Linked DNA regions of Mus musculus: region 1 is linked to region 2. Evidence: chromatin loops called from intact Hi-C (ENCODE). Cell type or tissue: left cerebral cortex. All regions are shown on one strand. Links, peaks and the distances in the headings refer to the core of each region. The heading gives the core; the rest is flanking DNA.

What was found. A loop is a pair of places that touch in the nucleus more often than their neighbours do. Peaks named below come from ENCODE experiments on the same cell type or tissue, not always from the same donor. Only the 100,000 strongest peaks of a DNase experiment are listed, where the experiment ranks them.
Region 1: a loop joins it to region 2, with 4 times the contacts of the local background. A loop is called at or near these places in 3 of 42 quality-filtered maps.

Annotation. Positions count from the first base shown.
Region 1 is chr1:162,718,653-162,727,280 of GRCm38, forward strand. It overlaps Prrc2c (proline-rich coiled-coil 2C), which reads right to left. Exons shown (of 35, transcript NM_001081290.1): 2 at 6,052-6,217; 3 at 4,458-4,635; 4 at 2,778-2,887; 5 at 1,829-1,954; 6 at 38-258. The coding sequence starts at 6,163. Among named protein-coding and RNA genes, the nearest start is that of Prrc2c, 18 kb to the right of the region's middle. In left cerebral cortex, for the core only: no CTCF peak of the experiment used is centred there; no DNase peak of the experiment used is centred there.
Region 2 is chr1:162,585,243-162,593,870 of GRCm38, forward strand. It overlaps Vamp4 (vesicle-associated membrane protein 4), which reads left to right. Exons shown (of 8, transcript NM_001356527.1): 5 at 2,954-3,054; 6 at 4,223-4,302; 7 at 7,384-7,435. Among named protein-coding and RNA genes, the nearest start is that of Vamp4, 19 kb to the left of the region's middle. In left cerebral cortex, for the core only: no CTCF peak of the experiment used is centred there; a DNase peak (open chromatin) is centred at 4,461.

The DNA of each region.
Region 1 (8,628 bases), core at 317-8,316, 130 kb after region 2:
ATTCTTTTGACTGATTGCCATGTTTAGCAATACTCACATATGGAGGCATCATAGCTCTATACTGAGAAGCAAGTGCAGGTTGCTGTCCATTCAGTTTGGCCTGTGGAGGACCACAAGCTATTCTCTTTTCTACCACTTTGAGAATATCATTTTGTTCTGATGTTATAGCCGTGCTTTCATCCTGGCCAAGTTGCTTTTCATCCTGATCAGAGGAAGGTGACCCAGCAGACTTACCACCATCTCTCCAGCAAGCAACATCTGGGATGGAGGACAAAAAGGATTAAGAAAATATTAGTAACATAACAGCAACAGCAAGCTTAGCATATTTTAAGAAAATGCCACCAAGTACAGTAAGAGTGGGGATTTGCTGTCTTGTAATGCAGACTAGAGTCATAGATTGTGAAGCAGAAAGGCTCTATGTCAGGCAGCCATGACAACCCATGAAAGGAGGGTTATCAGCGCTTGTATAAAGCTTTGTCAGTGTTTCTGTAGTGGTTCAAAAACCACTATTCTCACTTGGACTGTCAGGTAGGCATCTAGAGGGAAGGAAGGAAGATAAGTGAAATTCTATACAACTCAGAAAAGCTGATGGGGGATGTTCACATCCATTTACTTTAGTCAACTCTTACTAATTACATGGGACCAGAGGAGCAGATTCAGTGACATTATCTTGTTTACATCTTTAATCAAGTAAAACCACTCTGGTTTTAAGGAAATCCTGAACAGACTATTAAGAGACAAATATCCCCCTTCTAGAAAACAGTCCACTCTTTCATATTAGCCTCTCCCCATCACGTATTTTGGGGAAGGCACGTCATGAACAGTAACAGCAAAGGGGGCTTTGAGAGAATCCTTTAGTCACAACGTTTAACCAGGCCTCTTTTGGATTCCTTCAGAAATGGTGGGAGGTCATGTGTTGGGTTCAGTTTGTTGACTCAAGCTGCCACATTTATTAGGAGACAATAGATAACTTTTGGGTCAAAATGTAACTAACTGAAGAAATAGTGGAGCTGATCCAATTTTAATGAGTAATTGATTATGTTATAAAGGTTAAACAAAAATTTATGATATATGTAAGTTTGACAAGGAATATTGACAAGAAATAGGTTAAAATGTAAAATGCAATGTATATAACATTAAAATATAAACCTATAAAATTTTGCTAGAGGAATCTCATAGATATAGTCTGTTGAAATGTTTCATGATGACAACATGAAGCTAAAACATTTACATGTGTCTCAAAAATTTATTTCTTTTTTTATTTTATGCTTTATAATGCACATAAAGTAACCTTCATTATCCAAAATATTTCATTTTGAGTCCAGAAAGCAAAGAATCATGGAATACAAACAAAAGTATATTAAAAAAATAAAAATAAAAATGGGTAGATCTTACACAATGGGGAAAATATGTTAAAACCAAAACAAACCAATCTCTCTAGATAGATAGTATGTGTGTATATGGATATGGACAGCTAGGCACAGTAGCATATGCCTATAATCCCAAGCCATGGGAGGCTGAGGCAGATACATGCATATGGAGAAGAGGGAAGGGAATAGGGAATGAACAGGGCAAAGATAAGGACAAAAGGATCACCTATTATTTACAAAGAAGATACCTGGATACCTTACAAATTTTGACTTACAGATTAAATCAGATGTAATTATACATTTCCAACAAGCTCTACAGTTACAGCAGTACTATTGTTGGCACAAAAAAAAAAATCTGTTTTAAGTGAATACAACACTAGTCTCTACAAAGCAGGCAAATACACAGGAACACACATGAGGTGACATTGTAAGACAAAACATGTAGAAAGCATTCTTACTTGGAGGGCGTAAACTGGGTCCAGGTCCATAGTTTTCATCATTTGCTTCCTTTTCTTTTTTTTCCTGATCTCCAGCTGCCTGCAGACTGGGAAATTCCTGCTGAAATTGACTATTCACTTGGATTCCTAAACATTTTTTCAAAAACACATTAAGTTAACTTTTATAATGAAGATAATTCAAGTAACCCTCCCAGGATAGAGTTCTTGCTTTTTTCTGATGAATTAATTATTCTACATTATAATAATTGTTTATATCAATAAATCGTATAAACTGTACCTAAGCCCTTGAAAAGTTATTGAACAGCCATGAGGACACAAAACCCTGAGAGAAACCTTTCAGACATGTTGCAGGAGTGTTTGTTTCTCTTTCATTATGACTCCTACTACTGAAGACCAACTTCTCTGCTAAAATCTTTTAACAACTAGTTTAGATTGGATTACTGAAATATACTTTGACTAAACACCAAGTCCCGAACAAGGCTAAGATGTTTTCATTTCATTTACTACTTTGATTTACCACTAAATAGCAACTCACTATACATGAAATATGTGTCCATTTTTTAGAAGTATTATAGCTACTGTGCTTTATGATCATTCTCTAATTTTCACTACCCAGAAATCCTAGGAGGATTTCTGTAAAAGACATTTGGGATAATTAGGGAAAGGAATCCAGTATCAATATACAATGTTTTTGTATTCATTGAAATGTTAAGGGTACAGGCCATGTCTGTTGTTCCTTAATTCATAGATGTTCTTTAAAATGCAGAAGATAACTCAGAGATTCTCCTTAGATTAGATCACATATGACTTTTGTCAGTGAAATTTAACTAGCCTAATAGAGTTCAAGGATGCGACCATATCCTCTCGCAATGCTCTCTTCCTTTCCTTCCTGCACGGCTGTTCAGTAACCACTGACCCTCACCAGACCCCCCAGCTCATGTCCACTTACCATCTCCTTGCCCACCTTGCTTGTTACTGGCCCATGATTTGGGAGCAGGTGCTACTTCTGGGGGAGCTGCAACCCCAGGTTTGGGCTGTGCTGGTGACACTTCTGGTGCTCTTTAAAAAAATATTAATCCATTATTTCAGATATTACACACTAAAAAAATGTTTAAATGTATGTAAATTAAGTCTGCTAAGTTTGGCTACAAATGGATTAATACGAATAAATCACAGAGGCATCTCTTATAAGTGGTTTGCCTTTGTATCATTACCTTTAAAGTTATGTCTGTTTTCTCCCAATCATCTCTCCCTTTAAATAACTGAGATGACAGCTGCCTGTTTTCCATTTTGTTTAAAAAGAAACCAAAACAACGTGATACTGAAAGTAACTACCAATAATGTTTTAAAGAACTACATTATCAACAGAACTGTAAGTATATGCAGACATTCAGTTTACACTGGGATAATTAGGGGCAAAGGCTATGCAAACTCCAAATGTCAGATGATAGATTCATCATTGCATTACATTTCAAACATGTAACAGCAATCTGTCTAATCCATTCTCATGAATAAAACAGGATTAAAAAGTCTATAGTTTTATACAATCCTTGCAATATAGCAATACTTAAAAATGAAAAGGTTATTCAAGAAACTAAAGAATGCCGGTATTATTTTTTTGTACACACAGCCCTAGCTCCCTTTCTACTATAAAATAATTCTCCAGCAAACTAAAATTTCTACAAAGGAGATCGAATATACTATAGAAATTAAGCAGGAACATGGAGATTTGATAAGATCCATGCAAACAATGTAAATCCTACCAACTGACCAATAACTACTTAGTATTTAGCCCAGCTAATAATCTGGTACAAACCTTGACAGACAGAAGACAAAATATTTACTGAATGAATAAGGATTGGGGCAGACAGTGCTAATTCTTGTTTTCCACTTACTTTATAAATAATGCCCAAACACCCATGATACACCAAGCAGTTTCAAAGCTGGAGTCAGAATTCTTAGGCATCTTGGAATTTAGGCAACAGAACCAATTCCTTATTTTTGTTTCATTTTTTAATATTATTTCTTTCTGACTCAATTTCTTCCTCCCATTAGAAAGTGAAGGCCTGGTTTGAACAGGGTGGGAGAGGAGGCAGTATGGTACAGGCTATGCAGTGTAAGTAAACCTGTTTATTAGCCACTCTGTCATCTGTGCTTATGGCTAATGCTACTGAACTCAAAGAGCCTAACGACTAAAAGTGTGTATACACAGTTATTATATATTTACACTAAATGTGTCTATTCACACTTTAAATATAACACCACAAAAGAGTTATAATATCTATATTATCTTTTTAACTCTTCATTTATCAAGGACTTATTAAAGCAGAATGCTGGGTTCCACACTCAGATAATAGTTTGCAGTAAATATTGGTTGGCTTGTAGATTTGTTCTTAGAATGTTAAGTTCATTTTTCATGTTTTTGCTAAGTAATAGTGTTAAGAGAAGTCCAAGACTCTATTCTTGGAGTTAGTAGGCATCAAAGAGTAAGCTGACTTGTGTTTTCATCTGAGGAAGAACTCTCTGAATTATAAGTGTCATAGAGTGTTTCTATTGGCTGAACAGTGCACAGCGGTGGCAGTTTCCTACAATGAGAGAAGTGTTTTATTCTTAACAGATTCTGACTCACTTTTCTTCTTCATGTTGCTCTTGTTTCGATGCCCATCCTGTCCCATCTTTGGGCACAATATTCACATTAGGATCATTGCCTTTGTTCTCTGCTTTGAGACTTGGAAGGTTAGCAGGTGGGGGCATTCGCCGTGAAATACCAACTTTTCCAAGACTTTGTAACCCATGTCGAGCTGCAACTAAAAGATCAGTAACATCAATTTCCTTAGAACATCTACTGTTCATCACTCTATTATACATTTTATTCAACAAATAATATACATGAACAGGAGTTAACAATCTCTGACTAGTCCCCAATGTTAAAGTAGAGCTCTATAAACTCAGTTTATAACCTACAACATTAATTGAAGGTAAAAAGTAAACAATCCACTCAAAATATTAAGCCATCTTGGGACCCCAGCAAAATTTGTCTCAAAAAACAAAACAAACCCACCCACCAGAACCCCTTAACTTCTAAATATGGAACACTATATACTGGGAATATGGGAAGGGGAAATGCTAGTTTTGAAATGTTTTCAGGCAATCTATTTTAAGTAAAAAACTTAAAATGTTAAGAGAAGAAAGTTCAAACTACACAACTTGGAAGGTGAAAGTGGGAAAATAGCTTCATGTTGGAGGCTGGCCTGATCCACTGTTAAGTTCTAAGCCCTTTAGGGTTACACAGTGTGATGGCTTGTATATGCTTGGCCCCAGGGAGTGGCACTATTAAGAGGTGTGGCCCTGTTGGAGGAAGTGTTATCATTGTGGATACAGGCTTTAATACCCTTGTCCTAGCTGCCTGGAAGCCAGTCTTCTCCTGTCTGCCTTCAGAATAAGATATAAGAATTCTCAGCTCTTTCCTGCACCATGCCTGCCTGGATGCTGCCATGATCCCACCCTGTTGACAATGGACTGAACCTCTGAACCTGTAAGCCAGCCCCAATTAAATGTTTTCCTTAGAAGAGTTGCCTTGCCTTGGTCATGGTGTCTCTTCATAGCAGTAAATAAAACCCTAACTAAAATACACAGCAACAAGTCCTTGTCTCATCACCCCCTAACCCCACAAACAAAGCCCACAATGTTCACAATACTGCAGCAAATGCTCTACTTTTCACTGTATGTACTGGTGGTGCAAGGGACCCAGGTCAAAAAGACAGGACTTTTTTCCCCCTGTAGCACGAACACACCCACCCACTCCCCTCTTCGTCTCTTATATGGTTTCTTTCCTATAGACACAAGTGTATAGAGAAGTGTATATATACAAAGTTCTGTGAGGTTAAGAACAGTAGCTGTTAAGTTCTAAGTCACACCTATCTCTATGTAACTTCAGCTCCAAAGGGATATATCATAGCTCTGACCTCTGCAGGCACCTGCACTCACTTCCCCATATCCACACACAAACACACACATCTACAACATCTAAGTATCATTAAAAAATTAAAACAAATTTTCAAAGGTAAAATATTTAATTCTTATTCCCTGGAAAGAATGTGAATACATACAAAAAGGCTAAAATAAACGGGTTCACCCTAGCTTCTAATCATACACATTAGACACAGTGTCTTTGCATCAACAAACCCACAAACCAGATAACGTGGGCTACTGCATCTACTCACCTGTAGTCTTCTGTGTTTCCAAGGACTTTCCTTTGTAAGTGTTAAACAAACTGAGTGTTGCATACTTCTTCCCATCCTTGGCTTTTGTGCTCTGGCCTGACTTCTCCGACATTTCGGTGGAAACTCATCTAGTCCAAAACCTCCTGACACACCCCTTAAAAGTAGTCTTTGTAATGCATACAAGAAAAAAGAAAAAGAAAATTTTAGTATTAGCTACATCCAACAGTAACTGATCATCCTAAACTACTTAAGATTGCACCCCACTGCCTAACTATATTTCTCTTCTGAGCACATTTTCAACTTACATAGAATATAGGCATATTTTTGGTTGTAAGCATAGCCTTTAGTGGCTGAGCCCCTAAGCCTGAATAAAGGAATATTTAAGAAGGGCCTCCATATATAATATATATTATATATGGAGGCCCTTCTTTAAATATATATATATATTTTTAAGAAAGCCCCCTCCGCCTCTCTCTATATATATATATACATATGTATATATAGAGAGTATATGTGTGCGTGTGTGAGGCTAACACTGAAATCTCAGAGATCCTCCTGCCTCTGCCCAGGATAAAGGATAAAGGTATGTACCACCATGCCTGGCCTTATACATAGATAATTTCTAAAAGCATAGAATTTGCACCAATTGGCACTCCAATGAGAAGGAATGCTGGTAAGAGCTCCAGGCTATTAGCAGCTGCCAAGAGAAGGAGAAATCAGTCCTCTCCAGGGACAAAGACCCTCATAGGTTATCCAATCCCAAGGAGTCAAATGCTAAACACATGTCCATGGGAGCAACACTATTTATAATTATATATGTGTAACAATAATAATTAAAGAACAACACTCTTGCATATGCCAGAAAGATTTTGCTGAAGGGACCCTGTTATAGCTGTCTCGTATGAGGCTATGCCAGTGCCTGGCAAATACAGAAGTAGATGCTGACAGTCATCTATAAGATGGAACAAGGGGCCCCAATGGAGGAGTTAAAGAAAGTACCCAAGGAGCTGAAGGGGTCTGCAACTCTCTAGGTGGAACAACAATATGAACTAACCAGTACCCAAAGAGCTTGTATCTCTAGCTGCATATGTAGCAGAAGATGGCCTAGTTGGCCATCACTGAGAAGACAGGCCCCTTGGTCTTGCAAACTTTATATGCCCCAGTACAGGGGAATGCCAGGGCCAAGAAGCAGGAGTGGGTGGGGGAGGAATAGGGAACTTTCAGGATAGAATTTGAAATGTATATAAAGAAAATATCTAATAAAAAATAATTAAAGAACAAGAGGCTATGAATTTGTAAGGGAATGGAGGAAAGTAAGAATTGGAGGGAGAGGAAATTATGTAAATATAGTACTTACATATGAAATTTAAAAAAATTAATAAAAAGAGCCTCTGGACTGGAGAGGTGGCTCAATGGTTAAGGGCATTGACTGCTCTTCTAGAGGACCTGGGTTAAATTCCTAGCACCCACATGGCACCTCACAACCGTTTCTAACTCCAGCTTCATGGGATCCAACACCCTCACACACATACACACTAGCAAAACACCAATTCACATAAAATAATTTTTTTTTTTTTGGCTTTTCGAGATAGGGTTTCTCTGTATAGCCCTGGCTGTCCTGGAACTCATTTTGTAGACCAGGCTGGCCTCGAACTCAGAAATCTGCCTACCTCTGCCTCCCAAGTGCTGGGATTAAAGACATGCGCCATCACTGCCTGGCAATACAAATATTTTTAAGAAGGCCTCTATAGTTGTATAATATTAAGAATAATACACGATCATTCACACTAAGGTCCCTAAATACCTGAAGAACTCAATTGTAAAAACATTTTTAAAATAACTGCCGCCCACCCCAACCCTGCTTTTAGCATTAAGAAATAATCATTCTGTCTGAAAAATGAGAGATTCTGACTGAGAAAACCCAGTAAAAATGGCATTTTCCACTGAAATTAGATATGGTGCATATGTATTTTCTAGATTTTGTACAACTGTATATTATTTTCTAACAGATTTTGGCCAAAAATAAACAAACATTTTGCATAAAATTTTATAAGGCAAAAGATGGGGTATATAGGGGGAACGGATGTTTTTAAAGAAAGTAGCTGGTTTCCAAAAGATATAAATGAAATTTGGGGAGCAGTTTGTCAAAATATAAATTAAAAAAACAAAAAACCCAAATTCCTTCAAACTACAATCTTTGAGACAGTTTTTAATTGCTGATATACTAAAATATCATATAAGTTTCTAGACAGAGCTTCAATAGCAAATGTTTTAACCCTACAGTCGTACACTTACTCAGTGCTTACCATATACCAAAGAAATTGTGACCAGGAAATATATTGTCCTCATGCACTAAGCAGAGATAAGAGCTTAGAAATTTGAGATTGCAAAGGTATAAAAAGCAAATGTGAAGTCAGAAAGCTAACTAACCAGTGACCATCTTTTGTCTTTCTACCATTACTTCAAGTGAAGACAGTGTTCAAGTGGCATTTGAATGCAGAACCTCTGGTTCTTAGCAGCCACTACAACTGGGAGGTTGTCTCAGGCATGTTACAACAGCACTAACAGAAAGGAATG
Region 2 (8,628 bases), core at 439-8,438:
TTTGAGGCAAGCTTGGATTGCCTAAGACCCTATCTTTAAAAAAAAAAAAATTCTTAAAACCTTGAAAATTGTATGAAAACTCATGCTCTAGCTGTGTTCCTTCTGGGTGTGAACACCCCCTCCTGCCCTCCAGAAAACCCCTCCGAGGCCATCTAGCACAGAGAGGTGTGTGGTGTCTTTCATCACAGCCTCCGTAAGAGCAAAGTTATGGGGCCAGCCTAGGCGCCCATCAGCAAGTGGAGTTGCAGGGTTCCTCTGTGTGTGTAGCCTTGGCTGTTCTGGAATGCACTCTGTAGACTAGGCTGGCCTGAATTCACAGAGATCCTCCTGTCGCTGCCTCCTGAGTTCTGGGACTAAAGGCATGCACCACCACACCTGGCAGCAAATGAATTTTGATTCAGATGTGAAGAAGAATAAATAACATTTACAGAAAAGTGGGAGGAACTGGGGATTACTGTGTTAAGTTATATATGTATGTTATGTTATCCTAAAGACAATGCCACATGTTTCTTGTGTGGAGTCTGGTGGGTGAAATGGACACAGGTAGGAGGAGAATAGGAATGAGAGAAGGCAGGGAGAGAGGGTGAAAATAGACAGTACAGGGGATGGATATGCTCAAAGTGCACTCAAGAAAAAGTCATATCCAAACCTATTTCATTGGGGAAAGGTGGGGGGTGCCAGGGGTTGCTGCAGTTTGCCTTGACCCATGGAGTCTTTTGCTTACAGCAGTTTGGACACATGACTATTTCTTCAATCTTTTGGTTTTATTTTAAAATCATGTATAGTATGGCACATTAATATCCATAATAACTATAATCTGTCAGATTGTGTGTAGCAGCCACAGAATATTTTGTTCATTTCTGTCTTACTAGTCAACATTTGTGTAATATACAGATGACTACCTGAAAATGTCACGACTGCCCAGGCTTACCCCAGACTCATATGTAGCTGAGGATAACCCTGAATGCCTGGTCCTCCTCTTCCATTCAAATACTAGGTCTAGGTGGACAGCAACATACCTGTGAATATTTTTAATTTTTTTTTCCAGAACGTCCACATTGATTTCTGTATTGGCTATGTTAATTTACATTCCCACCAATAGTATAAGGGTTCGCCTTACTGCATTCGCACCAGCATTTGCTGTGAGCACAGACTTGCTCTCATTTTTAGTGGTTAGAGGGTTTCCTGTCACTGCTTTACAGCTCTCTAGATACTAGGTCATTTTTACACACCCTAAGTGTTAACTTACCCAACACAGACATTTACAGTACTCCACCATAAGCCTGTGGTCAGTAAATCCATAGGCACTCTCACTTCCTGCTCAGTCCCTAAATGAAAAAAACAAAAAAACAAAAAAAAAAAAAAACGGTGTGACTGAACTGGCTGTGTTTAGCTTTAGGATTAATAAAGTGTGTTAGTTGTACATGTGAGTAGTTACATAAATATTCATGCCACTGTTCTTTAGTAGAATAAACATCTTTTGTCCTCTGTTTGGATAATTGGATATACATCTCTTGGAGATTCAGCAGGCATGTCAGATCTTTATGCACATCCCTGCTTGGTTGAGCTAGCTAGCCTTACAGCCTTCAGTAGAATAATGTGTGGATGGAGAACTCTGGGAAGCTGTGATGAATCCTGAAGACTGTAGATAATTCATGGGTATATGTAATGTTTCTAACGTAGGTGAGAGATGAGCTGATCAGTCATAGTAATTGCTCCTAAAATGTGATGGCACTGCCTCTACATCACCTATGTCTGAGTGGGCCCTCACCTTGTTTTTAAAGCACCGACCTTGACTAGCTCAAATAAAGGATAGTGCACTTTTTTCATAATTGTGTATGACTGGGCTAATTTGCGGGGAATAGTGTAGGACAGGACGGATGATCTCTCTCTCTCTCTCTCTCTCTCTCACACACACACACACACACACACACACACACACACACACACATACACATACCCACAATGACAAATACATATTCTTATTTGCTTAAATATATGTGGGTTTCTATGTGTATATAGTTGCTAATAGTTATTATGCTTTACACATTTTTTGAGTTATAAGGACCAGAGATTCACTTTATTTATCTTTTTATATATTTCTTATTTAATGTTTCTTATTTAAATATTATTATATAAAGTAATTTAAGATAGATATTTGTCTATGGATAGAACATCAGAGGAATACTAGACATGCAAGTATGTCTGTGTTTTTGTAGGAGGTAACTCCTAAATGACAGATAGCTGAGAACATCTGACTAATTCTTCAGCTTGTTTCAGTTTTCATTAACCACTCTGAGTGTGATTAGAAGAGGCTCCCATCACATAAGGAGGAGAACATCTTCATTTATACACTGAATTGTTTTGTTTTGTTTTTGCCTATTAGTGAGCATTTCCCAATATTCTTTGGTGCTCCAAGTTGTCTTGAATCTTGCCTAGGCTGAAGAGAAAACTAATGAGCACTGAAGAGTTACATCCATTGGGTATCCTGTGGCTCAGAGGGGTGCTGTACGTTTCCATTTTGGGAACTAGCTATTTCTCATTAGCCTTCAGTAAACCCGGTGAAGCACGTGGTAAGTCTTGTGGCTGGAGTGCGTTGCAGAGGAAGGTGGACTCTGATTACTAGTTTTAACTAGTCTTTCACTACTTTACTGACAAGAAGATGAAACATTTAGAGTCACACTGAGCATTCTGTCAGTGTCTGGTTTGCTTGTGAGCTACATTGAAGATAGAATCAAGACTAAAAATAAGCTGTCAGTTAAGTATTACTTTAAAGTGTATCTTTTGTCCTTAATTACTTGGCTATTCAGACCCAGAAATGGAAGAACGCTGCTTACTTTTATAGTTTAATGACAACTCTCAGTTCTCTGAGAATTTGCCACATCTAGTAAAAGTTCTAAAAGTGTGGGGTTTTCTAAAAGAAGAATAAATGTTACCTTTTTTTTCAAACTAGTGTTCAGAATCAGGTGGATGAAGTTATTGATGTAATGCAAGAGAATATTACAAAGGTAATTGAAAGAGGAGAGAGGCTGGATGAACTACAGGACAAATCAGGTACAGCCACTCGCTGCCCTTCTTGATGTTGTGACTGTGTGTAGCTAATGCTTACTTTCCGTTTGTCTGATCGCCCACCCGCCCGTGTTCAGGAATCGTGGCTTCCGAGATCAACATTCAGTTCTTAAGCTGGATTTCCATGGCTTAGTTTCTGCCCATTAATGTAAATTATTGTACTGTTTACTTCTTACTGAGACAAGAATGGAGAGTTTAAAACTTCGTTGCCAAAAAGTTAAATCCTCTTTTCTCTTGCCCTGTCATATTGATGCACTTTGTGTTTCTTCGGATGTCAAGATGTTAAAATCTAATCCATTTTTTTTAGTACTCCTTTTAAACTTGCCTGCTATTTCTATTTAGTCTTCCCTGGTACTCAGGTAGTCTGTATTTTCCCACAGATGTTAGTCTCTGTGCCCATGATTCCTAGCACACTTGGACCTCGCGTATTGTTTGGATGATGACTTACGCTTCCCTGGAAACTTAGCAACTGTTGTTTACAGGCAGATGTTAGTCTGAGCCTGTAATGGCTCTTGGCACATGTTAGCCCTTCTTGCTGTGTTAATGGTGAATAGCTGTATGCCAGATTCATTCTTGATAGATTTGCTTGATTTTTTTTTTTCACTCAAAATCAGTTATCTTTGTTTTCTAAAAATTAAAATTTTTTTTTGTGTGCAAATTTTTTCTAGAGATGTGCCAAAGTATTTATTTTGTTTCTGGTGTGGGATCTAGTGTGTACATCAGGGATCTGCCCATGGGCAGCATCCCCAGCCCCTAATTTAAAAACTTTTATTACATTAATTGTGTGCATGTGGAAGCTAGGGACTTGACTCTGTCCTTCCATCACGTGGGGCTCTTTGTGTCAAACTTAGGTCGTCAGGCTCTGTGTCCAGCTTATTTTTAAACTCTTATTTTCTTACCAGAACTAAGTTCGTGGATAAGAAGAGTTCTGGAAATCATGAGTGGGTGTCAGGGTGAGGGTGGGAGAGTTGACAAACTGACCTTCCACTGTGTTTTCCTTTGTTTTGTTTGTTTGTTTGTTTGTTTTAATGGAGACTGACAGACTCTGTGGGAACCAAATTTTAAGAAGTAGTATTACTGTTTATCTTTGTATGACTATATAAAAGAATGCTGTTATGTCATTTAATCCTTCTCTCTACCCTGTGTGATATAGAAAGCTTATCGGATAATGCCACCGCTTTCAGCAACAGATCCAAACAGCTTCGAAGGCAAATGTGGTGGCGTGGATGCAAAGTAAGTGAGGGGTGGGGGAGGGGCAGCGAGGCAGCAGCGAGTCTCTGAGCTTGTGAGGACAAACACTGGAAGGGCCTTGCCCAAAGCTTCCTCCCCTAGGAAACAGGAGCAGGGCAGTGCCTGAAAGGCTGCACTCAGCTCTCACCATCAAAGGGCCCTGCGTTGGTAGGGATTCAGCATCTGGACACGTGGTGACAAACACGTGCCCTTCTTAGACCCACTTCCACTTCTTCCTAGCTCTTGGAGAACAGTTCACTGTGTACAGAGTGGGTTTGAATTTGGTGTTTTGTTTTTTGTTTTCTGATGAGAATGAAAATTTGAGGAAAGTGTGATTTTGTTTTATTTTCATAGTGGGAAAAACAGTAGCAGTTTGTATGCCAGAGACTCTCCTAACAAAAGATTAAGGAAAAAGACTCATTTTATTCCTTCATAATTAAATTTTAATAAGGACAAATGGAATCACTGCATACTAATATTTCTGCAGAAATGAATTTCTCTCTTAAATATGAACAATCATGAAAAATATCTTGATTTTTCAAAAACAATTATGTCATGAGAACAAGTGTTTCCTTTTTCATCTTGAATCTAGGTATGTGTTTTTATTTTGCCAAAATCCTTAAACATGGATTTATTGTTTTTAACCCCTCATTTTAGGGTTCAGCAATAATTTTCTAAACCCAACTTTGCTATATGGTAAGGATCTCTTCGAAAACATGTCTTCGAAGAGAAAACATGAAACATGATTTACCTGTGAAATATTCTGTTCCCAGAAATAGAAGTGAAGGAGGACAAGTTTCATTGTTCTCTTCACAATGAATTTTTTTCCCATTTATTTTTGTTTGCTTCAGAGAATAAATTTTGTATTTTCTTTCATTTCTTCTTCTTTGCCTCCTCCTCTAATGTTTTAAAGAGATTTAAATATATATAGGATGGTTTTTTAAACAGGCAAGGCCTTAGTTTAACTTTGTGGACCACGGATAGCATCCAGCATCTAATAAACAGCATTATATCAGTAGCAAGTGCCTCCTCCCTAAGGGTTCTGTTTCTTCAGTCTCCTCCTACACTATCAGTCACGGTGTTCCTGCTCATCTGGGGAGGTGCCCCAGGCCTCCTATTTTTTGGATTGACTTTCATCGTAGTGATTTAGGAAGGCTATTATAAAAAAGGAGATTGGAAAAAAAGATATCAGAGGCTGCCACTGGGGGAAGGGTGTGGGGTGGTAATGGGCTGCCGCTGATAATGAAAGAGCTTTGAGCAGTGGTAGGACTGTGTCTGTCTATGACAGTGTTAGATAGATGGGCGCTGCCCCAAGTTAGAAACCCGAGGACGAGCAGACGTTTCAGTACAGGCTCTTTACACTTTTCTTGATATTTCCATTTCCATTTTGTAAAGTTCAGCCTAGTAATTTTATATTAATAGGACACATTAATATATGTTTTAGGAAAGCTACTCTTAAATTCCATGTTATTTAGAAAATATTTTTAGGTTAAATAAAGAATTGAAGTATATTTTAGTGTAAGCTCAGGTTCAAGACTTTTTATATTTTTAAGTTATAATTAAAAACCTGGGCTTTTATATCTAAATTCCAAAGCTTTTTGTATATTCCTTGCGTGACTTTGTTGGTGTCACGGCTACAATGTCACGAAGTGTTAGCAGTCAGTCTATGTTTAAAACATTTAATTCCTAGAATTTAACATTTAATTCACTAGAATGAATCAGCCTTTTATGATATTGAATATACTGATTTTTTAAAATTTTTCAAATGAACCTTATAAAATCTTGGAAATAAAAATAAATCACACACAAAATTAGGCAATATATCTTGATGGCCTTGTGTGTAGTTAGAACAGCCACTCTGAAGCTGTGGAGGCTCACACACTGGACTTCACTCTTTCATGGTCTAGTACATTCTTATGCACTGGTCCACTAGAACAGTGACTTATTTTAAGACTGGCTGCCCTGAACGCAGAGATTTCCAGTGAGTTCCCTGCCCCGAGTGTTGGGAGTAAAGGCATGATCACTCGTGCCTGGCAGCCACAGCCATTTTTAGTTATGTACAATGAAAATGGTGAACGAAAGCAAGGCTTTTGATTCATCAAGGAGATAAAATTAGTTTATATAATGTATGATTTTAAAAGACAATACAATGGTGATTGTGGCAGTTCCATGTAGAAAGATAACATGAGCTTAAAGTGTCAAGCGGCTGACTACAGTGTGATCTTAAGGCTTCTCCTTCTCACGTGAAATTGTCCATACTCTCAAGTTATTTAAGTATAATTATTCATAAAGAAAATGTAGTCCTAAAAATGGCGATTAAAACATTGTGAAGGAAGTAAGCTGAGATAACAACTCTCGGGTACTCAGAAAACTGCCATGGCACCTGCTGCCGTGTGTAACTGTCCCCCATGGAGCCTGATGCCATATTGATAGCAGTCCCTGCTCCATGGTTGTTTGCCATATTGTCTATATTGTTGCTTATCCACAGTGAGCTGTGAACTATTTATCATGGCTTTTAGAAGAGAACCACCAAATTCATTTTGCCTTACTATACACTCATTCCATTTTGCTGTTGGTTATTAGTCTCTTCTATATAATTTATCAATTTATTATCATAGATTGCCTATATAGGGACAACTCCATGTAGAGGATTTGGTATGATCCATGGGTTCAGGCATTCATGGGGCGAGAGCACATTTATAGGGAACATAACTGCAGATAAGACAGGACCATTTACATAAATAATACATGGCCTGTGGTTTCTCATCTAGTCCTGAGTGGAGGAACTGCAGAAAGTACAGTTGTGTGTCTCACATTAGAAGCAGGCCCAGCCCTGGGAAGGCGTCTGTTGGCTGCTTACTGTATAGTACAGCCTCAGGTAGTGACATCCAACACAACAGTTTTGGCTATTTATACAAGAATACAGAACAACCATCATGTTCATGTGAGAAGTAGAGAATTGGACCCCTCTCAGTGAATGTGCCTGTTTATTAATGAAGCTGTGGAGACTAGTAAGTAGAAGAACAGATAGTCTTGTCTGTATTAACACGTCAACTCTTTCATTTGCCTTTTTGTGTGTTCTAGATAAAAGCCATCATGGCTTTGGCTGCAGCGATCCTTTTGCTAATGATTATCAGTAAGTATTTACTGGATCACTGTTTCTTGGGCTATTGTGTTTTGTAAGGTTTAGGGTTTAATTTGGTCTTGATTTTTTTTGTCCCAGAGACATAGTCTCACTATGTAGCCCAGGCTGTCCTAGATGCCACTATGTAGCTCAGGTTGGCCTCTGGCTAGGGTATTGTGTTAAAAATCAGTTTAATTCCTTTTAATTTTAGTTAACCTAATATATGGAATTTCAACGTTGAATAATGGCATGACTTGACTAAGGAGCCAACCTTTTACCTAGAATCTGTCAATCTCTGAAAAATGCTTTTAAAATGTATAACTTATGTGATTATGTGTGCATTTCTGTAGGGAGTCTATAAGTTTTGTTAGATTCTCAAAGGATACTCCCTCTCCTGCCCCTCAGCCACACCCAAGACACAGCACAAAACTCAGCTGGTCTTTTTTTTAATTTATTTTTTTAAGGCTAAATCTGGTAAGTATTATACTTGGGACCAAAATACAATTTTCTGTTTATTGTTGTATTTGAGAGACAAACCCAGTTAATTTCTTCAGATGATTTTATATGTGTGCATATAGATTTGAACTGAATTTTAGTTCTGAAAGTATAACTCCTTCTCTGATTTTCTTTAATATTCTTTTCAAAGTCAGATCATTTTTTGTAAGTACCTTTCTTCAAGGTCTCTTATGTTTACAGAGATTTTATGAAGAACTAGAAAATTGAAACTAGAAAAATTGAAAATTTTTATGACTATTTTTTAAAAGAGAATTTTATAAAGAAATACAATCTAGTGTCATCATCTAGGTTATTGTGTGAATTTGTTCTCTAGTTGCAGTGTATTTGTAAGCCCTGTGTTAGTGCTCACGTTACTTCCATAGTCATGTGCAGATGCATTCAGAGCGAGAAGAATTTCGACTCCCTTGACCCACAGGTTTCTAGCTGGGGTCAAATGCAGATCTGCCTTTTTATTTCAGCTTTCATTGCATCACCAATGTCTTTTTCGTAGACTGCATGGTCCACACATATGTTGACTTTATGGTTTAAGATGGACCGCAAGGATAGTCTAGAAATGCTGTCCCCATTACTAAGTGTCAGCTGGCTGTGATCCGCCTTAACAGAAAGTGTGTGGGTTAGGGAGTGCTCAGGCATGAGCTGCAGTGCTACTTACTGGCCTTGACTTCACGGTAATGTTTAATTGATGATAT